2 separate regions of the Homo sapiens genome follow, and region 2 is linked to region 1. A link is a loop called in an ENCODE intact Hi-C map of the cell type or tissue named here. Cell type or tissue: heart left ventricle. All regions are shown on one strand.

Region 1 (8,000 bases):
TCAGCAGCCATCAACATCAAGGCAAGACCCTCCACCAGCAAAGATTGTCACTCACTGAAGGCTCAGATGATCGTTCACATTTTTACTGATAAAATATTTTAAAAATAAGGCATGTGTAGTCCCAGCACTTTGGGAGGCTAAGGCAGGTGGATCACTTGAGATTAGGAGTTCTAGGCCAGCCTGGCCAACATGGTAAAACCTCGTCTCTACTAAAAACACGAAAATTAGCTGAGCATGGTGGTGCATGCCTGGAATCCCAGCTACTTGGGAGGCTGAGGCACAAGAATTACTTGAACCTGGGAGGTGGAGGTTGCAATGAGCTGATATGGTCTCAAAAAAATTAAAAAAAAAAATAAGGCATGCACTTTGTTTTTGGGTATAACACTATTGCACATTTAATTGACTATAGTATAGTGTAAGCATAACTTTTATGTGCCTGCGGAAAACAAAAAAATTGTGTGACTCATGTTATTGCAATATTGGCTTTATTGTGGTGATCTGGAACCAAACCTACAATATCTTTGAGGTGTGCCTGTATTGAGTCTTTTACTCTTCAACATTCAGCAGGGCATACTGAGCCTAGGAATCGCTCTTTAGGCCCAGCTCCTGTTGGGTTGACTGGTGAAGTATAAACAGTTCTTTCTAGCCCTCCAACTCCTCAACATGTACCCAAAGTTAAGTCATGAGAAATAATATTCAGGAAGCATTTCCTGAAAGACACAGGATTCATCATTTTAGCCCTGCTCTAACCCAGCACAGTGGAGTTTGAATAGTTGGGCCCCTCTAGAATTACTATGTTTCCTAAATTTAATTTTATGGCCTAAAATTTTATTTTATGGCCACCAAGTATGGCAACAGGGTACAATTCCACTGTGCCCCTTCACACGGACAAAGATGTGAATAGTGTCCTTTGGAGCTGTTCAACAGGTAGTCCTGTCTATAGGATGGTTCCATGAACATCAGCCTAGAATTTACTAGAAAGGTTATGAGCCTGTCTCTTATTCCTTCATTCTGTATAAGGATTCACAAAAGAGAACTCCCTCAGGCTTCAATGCCTGGAGCAATGTGCTTTTCCAGATTAGTTGTTATACCTCCAGGGCACAATGTAACATCTGTTTGACATTTTTGTATAGTTTTTTTTTTTGGAAATTCAGAGAAAGTTCTATATAGACTTTCAATAATTACAAAATTACATGGCATACATTTGTTATATTATTATTCCCTTTAATTATTCCTTTATCTCGATAAACTCATTTTCATCTTTTAAAAAAGTTAAAAAATTATTTAGCCTTCTCATATTCTTTTGGAATAAGTTAAAAATAAAATAATGCATAAAAGTAAGGTGTTCATTAATTTTTAACTTAAAGCAGTATGTATTTTTTTATATTACAGAAGCAACACATAATTATTATAGAGATATTAGATAACACTGATTATCTAAAGAGCATCAAAAGAGAAAATAGATGATCAAAGATCATCAAAAAGAAGAAAGTAGAAAATACATATAATTCCAAACCCAGGTATTTACTATTTGGTAGCTTGTTTTTTCAACACATCAATAGAGAAAATGCATTTTCCATGTTCTTTTGATGTGTACATAGTATATCTGTTGATTAATTTTTGAGTAGTATATTGTATTCTATTGCATGTATATACCTAAGTATAATTAATTGTCTATTAATTTGGGGCTTTCAAAATGTTTCATAATGTTCACTGTTATATACAGTATTACAATGAACATCTTCGAAGCTAAATCTTTAAAAATATTCTCAATAGTTTCATTTTAATAAGCTAGATTAATTTTAAAAGTATTAAAATAATTATAGATCTGATACCAATGAAGATCAACTCAATCAAGTCAGTCTCTCTCTCTCCCGCCCCTGCTTTTTTTTTTTTTTTTTTTTTTTTTTTGAGATAGATTCTCACTCTATTATCCAGGTTGGAGTGCAATGGCACAATCTCAGCTCACTGAAACCTCTGCCTCCCGGCTTCCAGCGATTCTCATGCCTCAGCCTCCCGAGTAGCTGGTACTACAGATGCCTGTCAACATGCCCCCCTAATTTTTTTTTTTTTAGGAGAGACAGGGTTTTGCCATGTTGGCCAGGCTGGTCTGGAACTCCCAGCCTCATGTGATCCGCCCAAAGTGCTGGAATTACAGGTGTGAGCCACCACACCCAGCCAATGTCTCTACATCCATCTCTTTGATTTTACTCTTGACCAGTATTTCTCAAACGTCCTTTTACTTGAAGAAAAAAAATTTATGACTTCAATCCTTCTAAGTCACTTTTTGAATCACACAGCTTCTTATATATTTACAAATATAAAAGCAGGAATGAATCCATATGCTACAGATATTGGTGAGTTGCAGTTGTGGTCTCTGAAAGGTGGTATCCATGTAGTCACATTTTTCAAAATAAATAAAAGATCTGCTGAGTTTGATGAGGTTTAAAAAGGTATGAGTCCTATCCAGGACTATGATTTAGTCCTCACACATAGTCTACTAGCCCTTATAACCTTTTAAAAAATGTATGATTAATAAAACATTTTTCATTGACTTATTCCTGGAGCTTTGCTTCCATTGAGACCACCTGGGGCTTGGAGCACCCAGATTCTCTAGTGAGCTGATCTGAATGCTATGCCTTCAAATTGCCTACCTGAAGCCTCCACCCCTTCCTCAACTAAAGGATGAAAATCGAAGCCAGAAGTTCAAAATACACCTCTGATTTTGAAGAGGCTGTTGGGATTCTTAAATAACAACAAAAAGTAGTTTGGTGCTCTTCTCTGCACATGCTACAGTAAGCCTTTAGGGGAATGTTCTGAGAGTGATTACTGTCGTGGTAAGCAATGGTTTTTGTAGGTGCTGGTTTGTGGGGTGATTACTTGGGCTTAATCTCTTTCTCATGGGTAAATGTGAAGCCTCTCCAGTTCACATTTGTTATTCAGGCAGAAATCAACTGAAATTTGTCTATAAGAAGATATTGGGCTGGCCCCTGTTTTGCCTCTTAGCGCCCTTCCTTACCTATCCTACATGCAAGCTCCCCACTGGGAAAGGGCAGCTTCCTCCATGGGATCTGTCTTGTATCTTGTCTCCATATTGTTGCTGGGAAACCTCTTCTTGAAGTCAAGTGATAAAGTTGCACTTCTGTTTCCAATGGCGCCCGTCCAGCCCGAAGTGAGACTGGCTGCTTTGTGAGAGCTTCTCAACTGGGTCGCCAAGCACAGTAGTGCAGCTGGAAAGTGTTTTCTCACTGTTGTGCCCCAAGACTGCGGTTAGTTTCAAATTCCTATGAATGTGACTAAAAAATGTTTGTGTTTTAGCCACAATCACTAACAAATTACACTCAGCTATTCAACGCACAGACCAAAAGAGAGCCTGACCCCATTATCAAAACTCAAACCCAGATGGTGAGGAGTCCCAGCCTAATGAGGGCCTCTCAGTCATTTCAAACAAATTTCTTGTCAATCATGCCACATTGCATATGGGGGTCTTCTTTCAAAGACATCCAAGTTTGAGGACTCAGAGGCTTTCCACGGCTAAGCAATGCCTTCCTCCTAAAATTACTCATTTTTCAAGAGCTTTGAGAAAATCCTCTTCTCTCCTTTTCCTCCCTTCCTTCCCTAAAAAGAAAAAAAAAAATCTATCCTGTCTACACTAGACAACTTTATCAGACTCAAATATCAAAATTGGAGCAGCCAGAAAGTCTGAACTACATTCTTGGCTCACTCATCAGGGAAAGAAAAAAACAAAATGAACTCAGAAGAAAAAGAAAGACAATATCAAAAAGCTTTATTGAATAGTCTTCTGAATGTAAAATAAATTTACCAGAAACTGTAATTCCAGGATCCAATGCTCACTTTGATTGCAATAAAGAGTTAGAAAGAAAACCACACTGTTGTCTGGAACTTGACAAAGGTACAAAGAGAATCCCCTGTTTTTCCATCTTTCTAGATGAGATGCAGAATTTTGCCCTCTGCCCAAAAGGCTTTGGCCTTACAGGTCTGTCTTGACCCTGTGTTTGCTCCTGTTCCATTTGGTTCTTTCCTTACTCTCAGTGAATCAAAGCCTGACCTCTCCTTGGCTTTTTCTCCTTTCTCAATACTCCATGCACGCTTCTCTGACTATGAAGTGTCGCCCCTGATGTTCTCTCTGGCATCTCTTGCAGGCTGCCATGCTTAGTGGTAAATTCCCTCCCCTGGAGAGGCAGTCACAGCTGTGTGTCCTACGAAAGGACTGAGCTGCTTGCTGCGTGCAAAGTAGAAGAAAACCAGTGTAAATCGCAGTCCTAATTGCCCATATGGGAGATTTGCAAAGAAGGAAGTGAGTACAATGAAAGAGCAGGGCAAGTCGTAAGCAGAAGGCTGAGACCGGAGTGCTGAGGGAAAAGCAGCCACCATATCAAGAAGTTCAGAAATTGTTTCTGCTACTGCTGCTGAGGATTCAAAGAGGGTTTTAGAATAAAACAAAGTCCGCTGGTGTGAGGACTGAACTCCATTTTCTGTGTGAGTCTGAGTAAAGAGAAAGATAAACAGAACCTTTCACCGATAGGCATATTTTAGAGTTCAAGTGTGACATGATGTGTCCAAAATAGATTCCACATGATTGGAGCAGATCCAGAATCCCAGTCCCTGAATAGCAATCAGTGTTGGAAGCTAAGAGCCGGCATCCACTATCATCACATGAAACATGGAAGAAACGGCAAATCCTATACAGCTGTTAGTGAGTAAGGACAAGCCATACATGGAGCTGTATGCTATGGGCACATTTTCTTAAATTACACAGCTTATTTTAAATTGAGGGTCTATTTGACTTTTTACATGTCTTTTAATGAATACCCAGACTTTACAAAACTTTCTTTTCATGAATTTTCCTTTCAAAGAAGGAGAGTTATGCTCTTTGCAATATTCAATCCAGGCAGAACTAATGACCCAAGGGCTTCATGCTAGTTTATTTTCATAAAAAGCTCCCCTTAATTTGAAATCACATAGGGTTCCAAGAATCTCAGAAGACAGAGGCCAAAAGTCCAGGGCCCTATATGACTTCGTCATGAAGAAGGCTGAGAGATGGTGGGAAGCTTCACTTTCAGGACCAGGTAGACTGTCCTATGTGGTCTGTCACTCTCTGACAATTTTCAAATAGGAGAAGAGGGGAGGAAAAATTGAAGAAGAAAGGAGGCAGGGAGTGAGAAAAAGAAGAGGAAAGAGAAAATGAGGCACTAGAAGAGAGATGAGGTTCATGGGACTCAGACATTTTCTCTTCTATTTAAGGACAACTATTTTCCTTTAAAATAGTCACCAGAAGGCCTTCAAGATCAGTCCCTCCCATGTGGCTAATGTTTAGAACATTTAAGAAATCTTTAAAACTTTTATAATTTGAGAGGGTCAGTTGTAGGTCATTTTCCAGCACACACACACACACACACACACACACACACACACACACACAAATCTAAAGGGCTCTTGTTGCTAAATGCATGTTTGTGAGAGATTGTCAATCAATGAACGATCCCTTGTGCCATGTTTTTTGGAGCCATACTACTATCAAAGTAAGAAAAGTAGCAATAAATGAAGAATCAAGCACTTATGGAGAAATGGCTGGTACAGCCATGTGCTACAACTGTACTCATACTGGCTAGGAAGTCAGCATCTGACCTCAAACCAAAATGATAGGAATTAGACAACTGGATCTTTCCTTTTGTGTTAACTTTCCCTTCATTACTTCAGTGTCCCCATATGTATTTGAAATTCTGTGACTGCTACTTTAGCACATCATGGACTGTTTGTGTTTACAGATATTTCTCTTTGGTTATACAATTGCCCCTTAAACAACACAGGTTTGAACCATGCCAGTCCACTTATATTGTTTGTTTGTTATTTTTCAACCAAATGCTAGATGGAAAAGATACAGTATTCATGAAACCTGCCTATGTAGATGCAAGTTCCACAGGGCTGACTGTGGGACTTGAGCATGCACAGATTTCGATATACAAGGGCAGTCCTGGAAGGAATCCCCCATGTATACTGAGGGACCACTTTATTAACCTCAATTGTCCTTTAGTATCTTAAAAATAGATCAAAGCAGAGGTTGGCAGTTTAGAATGTCTACAGGTTATTACTAAAATAGAGTGAAAAATAGAGGGAAAAAATGACAAGGCTCCTTCTCTCTTCATATGATGGTATGAATGATGCAAATCTTAACAACACAAAGAAAGAGTCCTTCCAGAAAGATTTCTGATGACTTTGGAGCTTTACTTTTTTCATTATACTTTGCAGTGCCTGCAAGTACTATAAGATATTTGTTTAAAGAGAGGCTTGTGATGGCCTGCTAGAGTTTAATTACTAAGGTTACAAACAAATAAAGCTTTAGTGTATTGTAAAGCATCGATTCATGGTTTTCACAAATACCATGAAATTACATAATCAGAAAGCTTAGAGCCCAAAGCAACCTTTAAGGATCACCTGGTCTTGTCTCATAGCTTCAGAGAAATCAGGTATTATTTATGTTTGGTAGATAAAGCACCTGAACTTCAAAAAGGCATAGCGTCTTGCTCAATCTCACCCAGTTAGTTTAGGGAATTTGACCTCTTCTCTTTTGCTGCTAATACAATTCTTTGTATGGAATGAAAGTCCAGCCAACCTTAAATCCATAGAGATAGAAAACATATTAGCAGTGTGCAGAGGTGAGAAAACTGTTCCAGAACTAGATACTGGTGGTAGTTGCCTAACATTTGGAATGTACTAAATGCTGCTCAACTGTTCACTTCAAATGGTTAAAATGGTGATTTTATGTGAATTTTACCTTAATTAAAAAACAAAATCAAGAATAACGTATTGCTGTTCACCGTTCATCTTTCTGTCTCCTCTACTTCCTGTCAAGTTCTCTGAGTTCAAGAACTGTGCCTTATGTCACTTTGGCCCTCTAACACCTGGCACCATGTTTGAGAAAGTCTGCTGGACCTCTTCCCCCAAAATCCAACCAGCCACAATAATAAGTATCCTCACACATAGCAAAACCCTTTTTATTGCTGAGTTTATGACATTGCCATAATTTTTTGTCCAGTTTGCCTTACTCCACTGTTGAGTCAGATAAGATTATCTGAGACCTGACTGGAGTTAGCTCACCTCCAAGAGCGTAAATAAAAGAACATATGGTTCGTTGATAGGACCAGCAGTGCCAAGGATAGTGGCCTGCATGAAGTAGATTCTTATTAAATATTTGTCTTAGGGGTGAGGGATGAATCCCCTGGGATCACCAGGAGCTAGAAAGGGATATTTTTTCACAAGAGTACAACCCAGTTTAGGTCCATGAAAACATCAGGTTTGAAGGTCCTATCCCTGTTAGGTCATTTAGACCCCTGCTCATGAGGTAGCCCACAGGCACTATACCAGTCCCATAACCACTAACACTTACCAGAGAAATAAGGTTGCCAAAGCTCAGTCCTATATATTAATACCATCTCAGACAGTGGAGAAAGACATGCATTTGTTGTTTCAATATATATCTGTTCCTCACTATCAATGTTAATCTTCTCATGAAAACTGTCTCCAAATGGAAAGCTATTAATTCAAAAGAAAAAAAGTACTAATTGCAATGGAAAAAGATATAAATGGAATAATACAGTATGTGTCCTTCTGTGAGGGCTTATTTCTCTCAGCATAATACCCTCAAGATTCATGATGTTGTCAAATATCGCAGAACTTTCTTCTTTTCAAAGGCTGAATGAGGCAGAGCACAGTGGCTCACTCCTGTAATCCCAGAACTTACAGAGGCCAAGACACGTGGATCGCTTGAGGCCAGAAGTTTGAGACCAGCCTGGGCAACATGGTGAAACCCTGTCTCTACTAAAAATACAAAAATTAGCCAGGCTTGTTGCCACATGCCTATAGTCACAGGTACTTGAGAGGCTGAGACAGAAGGATTGCTTGAACCCAGAGGCAGAGGTTGCAGTGAGCCAAGATTGCACCACTGTGCCACTGTACACTCCAGGCTAGGCAACAGAGTA
Region 2 (8,000 bases), 73 kb before region 1:
CAACATAAGCTTAAGAAAACACTCAGTCTTGTTTCTTTCTAGATCAAGGCCTTCAGGCCTTCAATTCCCTCTCCCTATGAAGTGTTTAGGTTTCAGAGACAAACCATTAGAAGCAAAAAAGGCAAGATACTTTAAAAGATAGCAATGCAGATACAGAAACAGATCAACCATTACTTCAAAAAACCTAAAGCCAAAAACAGAAAATTCAGCTAACATTAAGGGATACTGGCTAGCAGAATAGCCAAAAAGGTCCTAAGAGTGCTAAATGATAAGTACTATTCAAAGTCTAACTCTTTGATTGTAACCACATGAGTCACATTAGCCTTTCTAAGATATCTATATCTCATATCTATATATCTATATCTAGATGTGAGATCTAGATATAGATATGAGATATAGATATCTCAGGAATATATATATGTAGTTACATACAGATATATAGATATTTCAGATATCTATAGCTCATAGATATATAGATATATATTTGATATATCTAAATATATAATACCTGTTATTTTTAAAGTTTTTGAACAAAATATATAAATACATATAGATATATCTAAATATCTAAATGTATATTTTTAGACACTTAGATATTTATGTATTTAGCTATATTTATCTTAAAATCTATTTTAAACATTTATATATTTATATATCTAAAATACATATTTAGACATTTATATATTTATCTAAAATGTATGTAGATATATATACAGTCAATGTATATCTAAAATATATGTTTTTAGACATTTATATATTTATATATCTAAAATGTATATATTTAGATATACATACATCTGATATATATCTAAATATATATTTTTAGATACATCTATGTATGTATAGATAAAGATATATAGATTTTTTAAAAAGCTTTATTTAAAAATAACAAACAGAAAACAAGTCATAAATTCACCACTCAACGAATTTTTACAATGTGAACACTCCTGGATAACTAGCATCTAGATCAAGAAACAGATCACTCCATCCCCACGGAAATTTCCTTGTGCACATTTCCAGTCACTTTCCAGGTCACACTCTGCCCAAATGTAACCACTCATGACATCTTACACAGTAGGTTTGTTTAGCCTGTCCTAGAACTTTACATACATGGAATCATGCAGTATGTACTACAGTTACGTGCCACGTAACAACATTTTGGTCAACAATAGACCATATGTATATCATAAGATTATAATACTGTATTTTTACTGCACTTTTTCTATATTGAAATACACAAATACCAGTGTGCTATAATTGCCTATAATATTCAGTACAGGAACATGCTGTACAGGTTTGTAGCCTAGGAGCAATAAGCTACACTATCTAGGCTAGGTGTGTAGTAGGTTATGCCATCTAGGTTTGATATGAGATCTATATATCTATATATTGATACATATACACACATAACTGCAAAGGATACTCTATATCATTAGAAGAATGACAAAATCCCCTAATGGCATATTTCTCAGAACATATCCCTATTGTTGAGTGACACATGACTATATTTTGTGCGTTGTTTTTTTAAACTCAGCATTCTATTGTAGAAGGATATTTGATTAGATTTTTCATTACTAGAAATGTACTCAATGCCCAATTAATATATGCTGAGCATATGCATTGCATTGCAATTTTCCTCTGTAAAATACACTCACATTAGTGTTTATCAGATCTTCTCATTTGGTTTGGATTATGCATCTAATGTGATGATTTTGTTTTGTGTGTTAATTCTAAACTCTGTAGCACTGGCAACCCATTATCTGCAAATTTTTAAGTACATTTCTTCACTCTTCTGTCAAATCATTTTAGAAAATTTGATATTTTAAAGTCTAGTACAAAACATTATATTAACTTGGCCAGGCGCAGTGGCTCATGCCTGTAATCCCAGCACTTTGTGAGGCCAACATGGTGAAACCCCGTCTCTACTAAAAATACAAAAATTAGCCTGGGTTGGTGGCGGGTGCCTATAATCCCAGCTACTCAGGAGGCTGAGGCAGGGGAATCACCTGAACCTGGACGGTGGAGGTTGCAGTGAGCCAAGATCACACCGTTGCACTCCAGCCTGGGTGACACAGCAAGACTCTTGTCTATTAAAAAAAAAAAAAAAAAATTGTTAACCTCTTGCTCCAGGAAGAATGTAGGAAGAACTAAAATTTATTATTGTTGCCAACAGTCCAGAGTTGTTTTTTGTTTTGGTGTTTTTTTTTTTTTTAAACAGCCTTTGCCCAACATTTAGTTCTCTGCTTTACGCTTGCCATTTCTACCTCATATCCACATTATTCTCAAGCTAGCTCAGATTCTTTCTTTTAGAACAAAAGTAGTTATGATGTATTACAATGAATTTATTTTATGTATTACCTCCTCCTGGGTAAATAAAATGAAAAATTAAAAAAAAAAAAAATGAACCTGGTGTGCAAAGGACTCTCCAAAGCAGCAATTCACCATTGGGCGGAATTTCAGATATTGATATGGTTAGGCTCTGTGCCCCCACCCAAATCTCATCTTGAATTGTAATACTTATAATCCTCACATGTCAAGGGAGAAACCAGGCGGAGGTAACTGAATAATGCGGGTGGTTTCCCCCATGCTGTTCTCATGATAGTGAGTTCTCACAAGATCTGGTGGTTTTATAAGGGGCCCTTCCTGCTTCGCTCGGCACTTCTCCTTCCTGCCACCTTGTGAAGAAGGTGCCTTGCTTCCCCTTCACCTTTCACAATGATTGTACATTTCCTGAGGCCTTCCCAGCCATACTGAACTGTGAGTCAATAAGCCACTTTAAATTACCCAGCCTCGGGTGTTTCCTTATAGCAATGTGAGAATGGACTAATACAGGCATCATAATCTAAGATACGTAGATGCTCAGGTGCAGGGGAAAATTTCTGGACACCTCAAATCCATGTTGTCAGCATATATGTTGCATTTATAATTGAATTGGAACTGGTCCATTGAGTACTGGTTTTAACACAACTCTATGCTTGAGAATAATTTCATCTTTATGATAAATGATTTTAATATTTGAAGAGTTTCCATTAGTATTTTTAGCCAGGGCTGGATGGGATCAAGGACTAAAGGAACAATGGACCAAAACAGACTTCAGAAATGAACTTGTGTCATTCTTAAAATCTGAAATTACTCCTTTCTCAGAACACGGGCCCTCTCTATCATATTCCCATTCTGCACCTTCATTTGAGTGGGAAAATCTACACAAAACAAAAAGATCTAACACAAAACAGACTTTATGCCTGCAAGAGAAGTCTTCCTGTCTTCTTCAACTACTGTCTTCCTATTGTAACCATAATTGGTTCAAGTTTTCCCCATAGACAAATATGTTGCTAAGTTATACAACAGAAAATGGAAAATGACTATTAGATTTTATTTTCCACAAGATAAGAAGATAAACTGATAGTGTAAAGGATCAAGTAGGATTAAAAAGTCTTTAAAAAATTGATTTAGCTTGTGATTTACTTGATAAGATCATAGTATTTGATGGTACAAGTGTCATCCAGAGGTGGCTTTCCACATTTTCTCTCTCTCATGCCCATGGCTTATCTGCCATATAATTCTTTTTTCTACGAGGCTGACAGTTCCTTAGAATTCTTCATACAGCTCTATGGGTGGCTCCTAATAACTATCTGAAGTAGGTATATGAAATAAAAATGCTTTGCCATTCTTAATCTAGAAACCCTAAAACCAGGTAATACAATAACCCTGGCATCTTAAATGACTCAGTGTAGATATGTTAACATGTACATTCTCCTTAATTGATGTTTTTAGAGCTACTTAAGAATAGAAGACAATAAAAAGCAGTGATAGGGAGGTATAGGAAGGGACAAACTGGAAACGCCTGAGACCCTATTAGAGGTTGTTACAACTGCATTCTAAACAGCAGCTAAATTAGATCAGATATCTTGGAAATAATGTACAACAATCATAGTTGAGAGAAAAGTAAGCTAGTATTTAGAAAAACAAAAAAAGTGAAATTTATTTAGCTGATTGAATGTAAAGACTTTCTTATTTCAGAATTTTAAGTAAAAAAAAGTATAATTTTTAAGTTAAACATAATATTTTCAAAAAACAAGATATGTAAATCAGTTCAATTAATTCAGATGACAAAACAGAGCATTGGGGAAATAACAAATTTTCTAGAGAAATGTCTTAAAACAACAGTGTTCCAAATAATTTATGTATATAATTCACTCTCAAGGAAGTGGAGCATAGCTTCCCTCTCCTTTAGAGTAGGCTGTGCTTTGTTACTTCTTTCTAAAGTGTACAGTATAAGAAGAGGAGGAGGGATAACTTTGCAGGAGGGAAAGCTGACACACACATGCTACTTCAGGCAGGTGATCAAGGTCAACATCAACAGTGGTAAGCCATATTGACAGTGTGAACCCTTGATAGGAAGTGATAAGATTGGCACTTGACCTCTGTGGTCTTCCTCCCAATACTCATAACCAAATTCTAGTCATGAGAAACACATCAAACACATTAATATTGAGGGACATCCTACAAAAAACCTTACTGATACTCCTTAATACTCAACTCAAGGTCATCCAGAACATGGAAAGTATGAGAAACTGTTTCCAGAAGACATGAAACTGGTACAAGGAAACAGAACAACTAAATGCAATGGTTAGGATCCTGGGTCATAAAAAGGTCATTAGGTAAAAACTAGGGAAATCTAAATAAAGTATAGTTTTTAATGAAAAATAAATGTATCAATACTGCTCGACTGTGAGAAAGTAACATACAAATTTTCTTTACTGTCTTTACAATTTTTACATAAATCTAGAACTATTTTAAAATAAAATTTTCCTAAAAAAGAAAGAAATAAACAAGAAGCCCTTTTGTTGGCAATGTAAACCTCACAGCCGTGCTTGGGAATGACAACCTTGGAGATATAAATCACTGGAACACCTCAATACAGACTGGTGTAGGCTTTCCCTTTTGGAAGTCTTTAAAGAAATAAGCTATTTCTCTCTAGGAATTCCTTAGTGTACTGCTGTCTTAAGATGGATAGGTTGGAATCCAAAAGCTCTGATGCCCTCTGGCTCCACTGTTTTATGAGTCTGTAATTTAGTTAATGATATTGGATATCAATTACCTATGGGTAAACATAATTTCCATTCATATTAACATTCTCACAGAGGCCTAATTTCTTTCAGACCTGTGTTGAATCATGCATTCATGTGATAATAGTATAAAAAGCTTTATTCTCATCAAGCTATTCTAAATGTTTTACTGTCTCCAACTGTACGAAGGAGTCAGGCTTGTTTAGCATGTGTTGCTTTCCAGATAATTTTATAATGACTGTTCCTTAGCACTTAGTTATCTTCCATGTGCTAGCAAATTAATATTAATGTTTACACTAAGTTCTCCTGATTCCCTCCTCTCCCCGCTCCCCACCCCCCCCCACCAAAAACGTGCAGGTAAGAGGGAATGTACAGACATGATGGAAGAATCTGCACATTTACTCTTATATAAATCTTTTTCCCCATAATTATAGGAGGTCCAGTGCTTATATACACTTGTCTCTAGAGTAACATTCTTTTGTTTAAGTCTCTAAACAAGATTAGAAAAGTGGAAAGGAAATCACATATCTCTTTTGTAGCCATAAATGAAACACTGGAACTAAGCCATAAAAAATACCAAGGCAATTTTTTTATTTTGTTTTGTTTTGCTTTGTTTTGTTTTGCTTTGTTTTGTTTGTATCTGGGACTTAATCCATTTTCTCCTCCATCACAACCTCTATACTTATTCTGTCCCACATTCTTCCCTCCCTCAGCAAGTATGTATGTGTGTATATATATATATATATATATTTTTTTTTTTAAATCATAGTTAGCTTTCATCTTCTGTGCCTTGTTCAAGCAAAAGCCCGTAAAGTTCCTTTAAGGCAAGCTGCTCCTGGGGAAAAGTCATGCTTCATACCTTCATTAGAGTGTTGAACACGCCTTGAACGCTTAATAAACTTCAGACAGTAAGATCAGTATAATTTGTATAAGGAGCAAGTAGATGAACCACGGAAGGATTTGGCTAACTGCAGTAAACTGGAGGTCCCCAAGGTCCCCAAATTTCTCTCTCTGTTTTCTCTGACCACTGTTAAATTTCCTTGAGTGGACTGGCCAGGCTGAATTGCAAGGTTGTAAATGAATCCCTTCCTTCCCCTTGAACTTGTTAAGCTCTCCCGGCTTCTCCCACTTTGTCTGGCAGGCTGCTCCACATCTTAATGACTTTTTGCAAGAAACAGAACCTCCTAATATCTAACACTCTGCCCTGTCATCTGCTGTTAGGCAAGCTTGCTTCTGAAGCTAATGACTTGAGGTTTCTCTTTCTTACTCTTTCTCTTTTGATTAAGTTTCCAGCCCATAGTGGAAAAGGAGAGGATATGATGAAGGGAGCGAGAAAAGTGAAGAGAGGACAGGGTGGGGGGCGGGAGGAGAGAGAGACAGAGAGAAGAGAAATGCTATAAATATGGGCCAGTACCTAATTATAATTCGAGACACTGGCAATTTAATAAAAACAACTCCTCCAGAATGCAGCCATAAGGAAAGAGTTTCCACAATCTGTTCATCTGCATAATTAGTGATTCAGGACCTGGGAACAGTTGGAACATTGCTGAGGAAGGCCCAGGTCACATTATTGATAACATAAATAACAAAGATACAGATTTCCCCAAACTACAAACATCAGAATGTAACGAACAACAACCTAATAGGAGCACAGAAAACAAACAGAAAGCAGATAAACTCTGGAGCCGGGCAGGCACAAGACTGGAGTCAAGCACATCATTCATCAGTCTAAATACCCTCAGGTTTCTTGGAGTCACCTAAAAACAAGAAAATGGGAAATCCTCATTGGTGATGCTTTCTGCAAGGATGTGAGCCTACAGCTGTGAATATGCATGTTCCACGAGGCAGACACAGTCTTTATGCTTTACACATGGGAACATAATTCGTCTTGAAAAAAAATTTGCATTGCTAAAGTTAGTTATTTAATGGCACAGGGGAGACCTGGCAAGTGAGTGCTAGAGACATGGTTTTCAGTTTAGAACTCAGCTGAATTCTATATAAGAGACTGATAAGTATATTTAATTCCTTTAAACATGTGTTAATTACATGCCCCCTTTATAAAATGATGTGCATTCTTATTGGCAATTTGAGAAGGGCTATCAGAACCACAAGAGCAGGAATCCTCTGTTTTTTATTCTGTATTTCCAGCTCTCACCATGGAGCTGAGAAGACAGGACATGCAGTTCACATTTGTTGACAGGCTGCCAAGAGAAAAATGCAGCAAATTAAAAATAAGAGGAGGTTAAGAATCACTCAAACTTTAGCTACCCAAATACAATCATTGGTGTTCAAGTCTAGGGCATAAACTTTATGCTGATGGAGATACAATTTCCAAATACTTCAAACCAAGTATCAGCTACATGGAAGTTGTAGATACACAGACTATTCAAGATTTAAGAGTTGCAGCTTAATCAGGCTAAGGTGTGTGTGTGCACATACACTATAAGCCCTGGCAAATTTGAATGCTTTGTGTCTTCAGTCAGTGTGAGACCTTCCTCACCGTGTGAACAAAGAACTGTCTTTGAGCCCAAACAGATGGGTGACAGCAGAAGAGACAAGGAAAGAATTTTCCACGCATATACCTCCGCCATGCATGACTGTCCCTAGGGTAAATATGTGAATAGTTTCAACTTTTAACAATAGAAAGGAAAATAGTAATACTTTTTAAAAAGTATATGTGGCTTTGTGCTTTCAGGCTTTAAAAACCACACACATACCTGCGGTTTTGAAATATCCTTAAGACACCAAAGGGGATGATCCTGTCTGACTGGGTGAATGAAATAAAAGAAAGACTGTCCTTTCAGTGGGAAATTAACCTATTCAAGCAGGGCTGTAATAATTGCACATTTGGTTGTTGAAGAATAGAAGGCCTTTAAAGTCTAAACTTGCCATTATCTAAAAATGGAAAACAATCAGAGGAATTTGCACATT

Evidence for each region. Hi-C counts contacts between places; a loop is a spot of excess contacts. Peaks named below come from ENCODE experiments on the same cell type or tissue, not always from the same donor. Only the 100,000 strongest peaks of a DNase experiment are listed, where the experiment ranks them.
Region 2: it touches region 1 in a loop (2.0-fold over the local background); 4 of 110 quality-filtered maps call a loop at or near these places.

The regions. Positions count from the first base shown.
Region 1 is chr9:13,783,149-13,791,148 of GRCh38, forward strand. No RefSeq gene overlaps it. Among named protein-coding and RNA genes, the nearest start is that of LINC00583, 140 kb to the right of the region's middle. RefSeq lists an enhancer at 7,942-8,000. In heart left ventricle, no CTCF peak of the experiment used is centred here; a DNase peak (open chromatin) is centred at 3,163; H3K4me3 peaks cover 869 bases; H3K27ac peaks cover 2,999 bases.
Region 2 is chr9:13,710,603-13,718,602 of GRCh38, forward strand. No RefSeq gene overlaps it. Among named protein-coding and RNA genes, the nearest start is that of LINC00583, 210 kb to the right of the region's middle. In heart left ventricle, no CTCF peak of the experiment used is centred here; no DNase peak of the experiment used is centred here.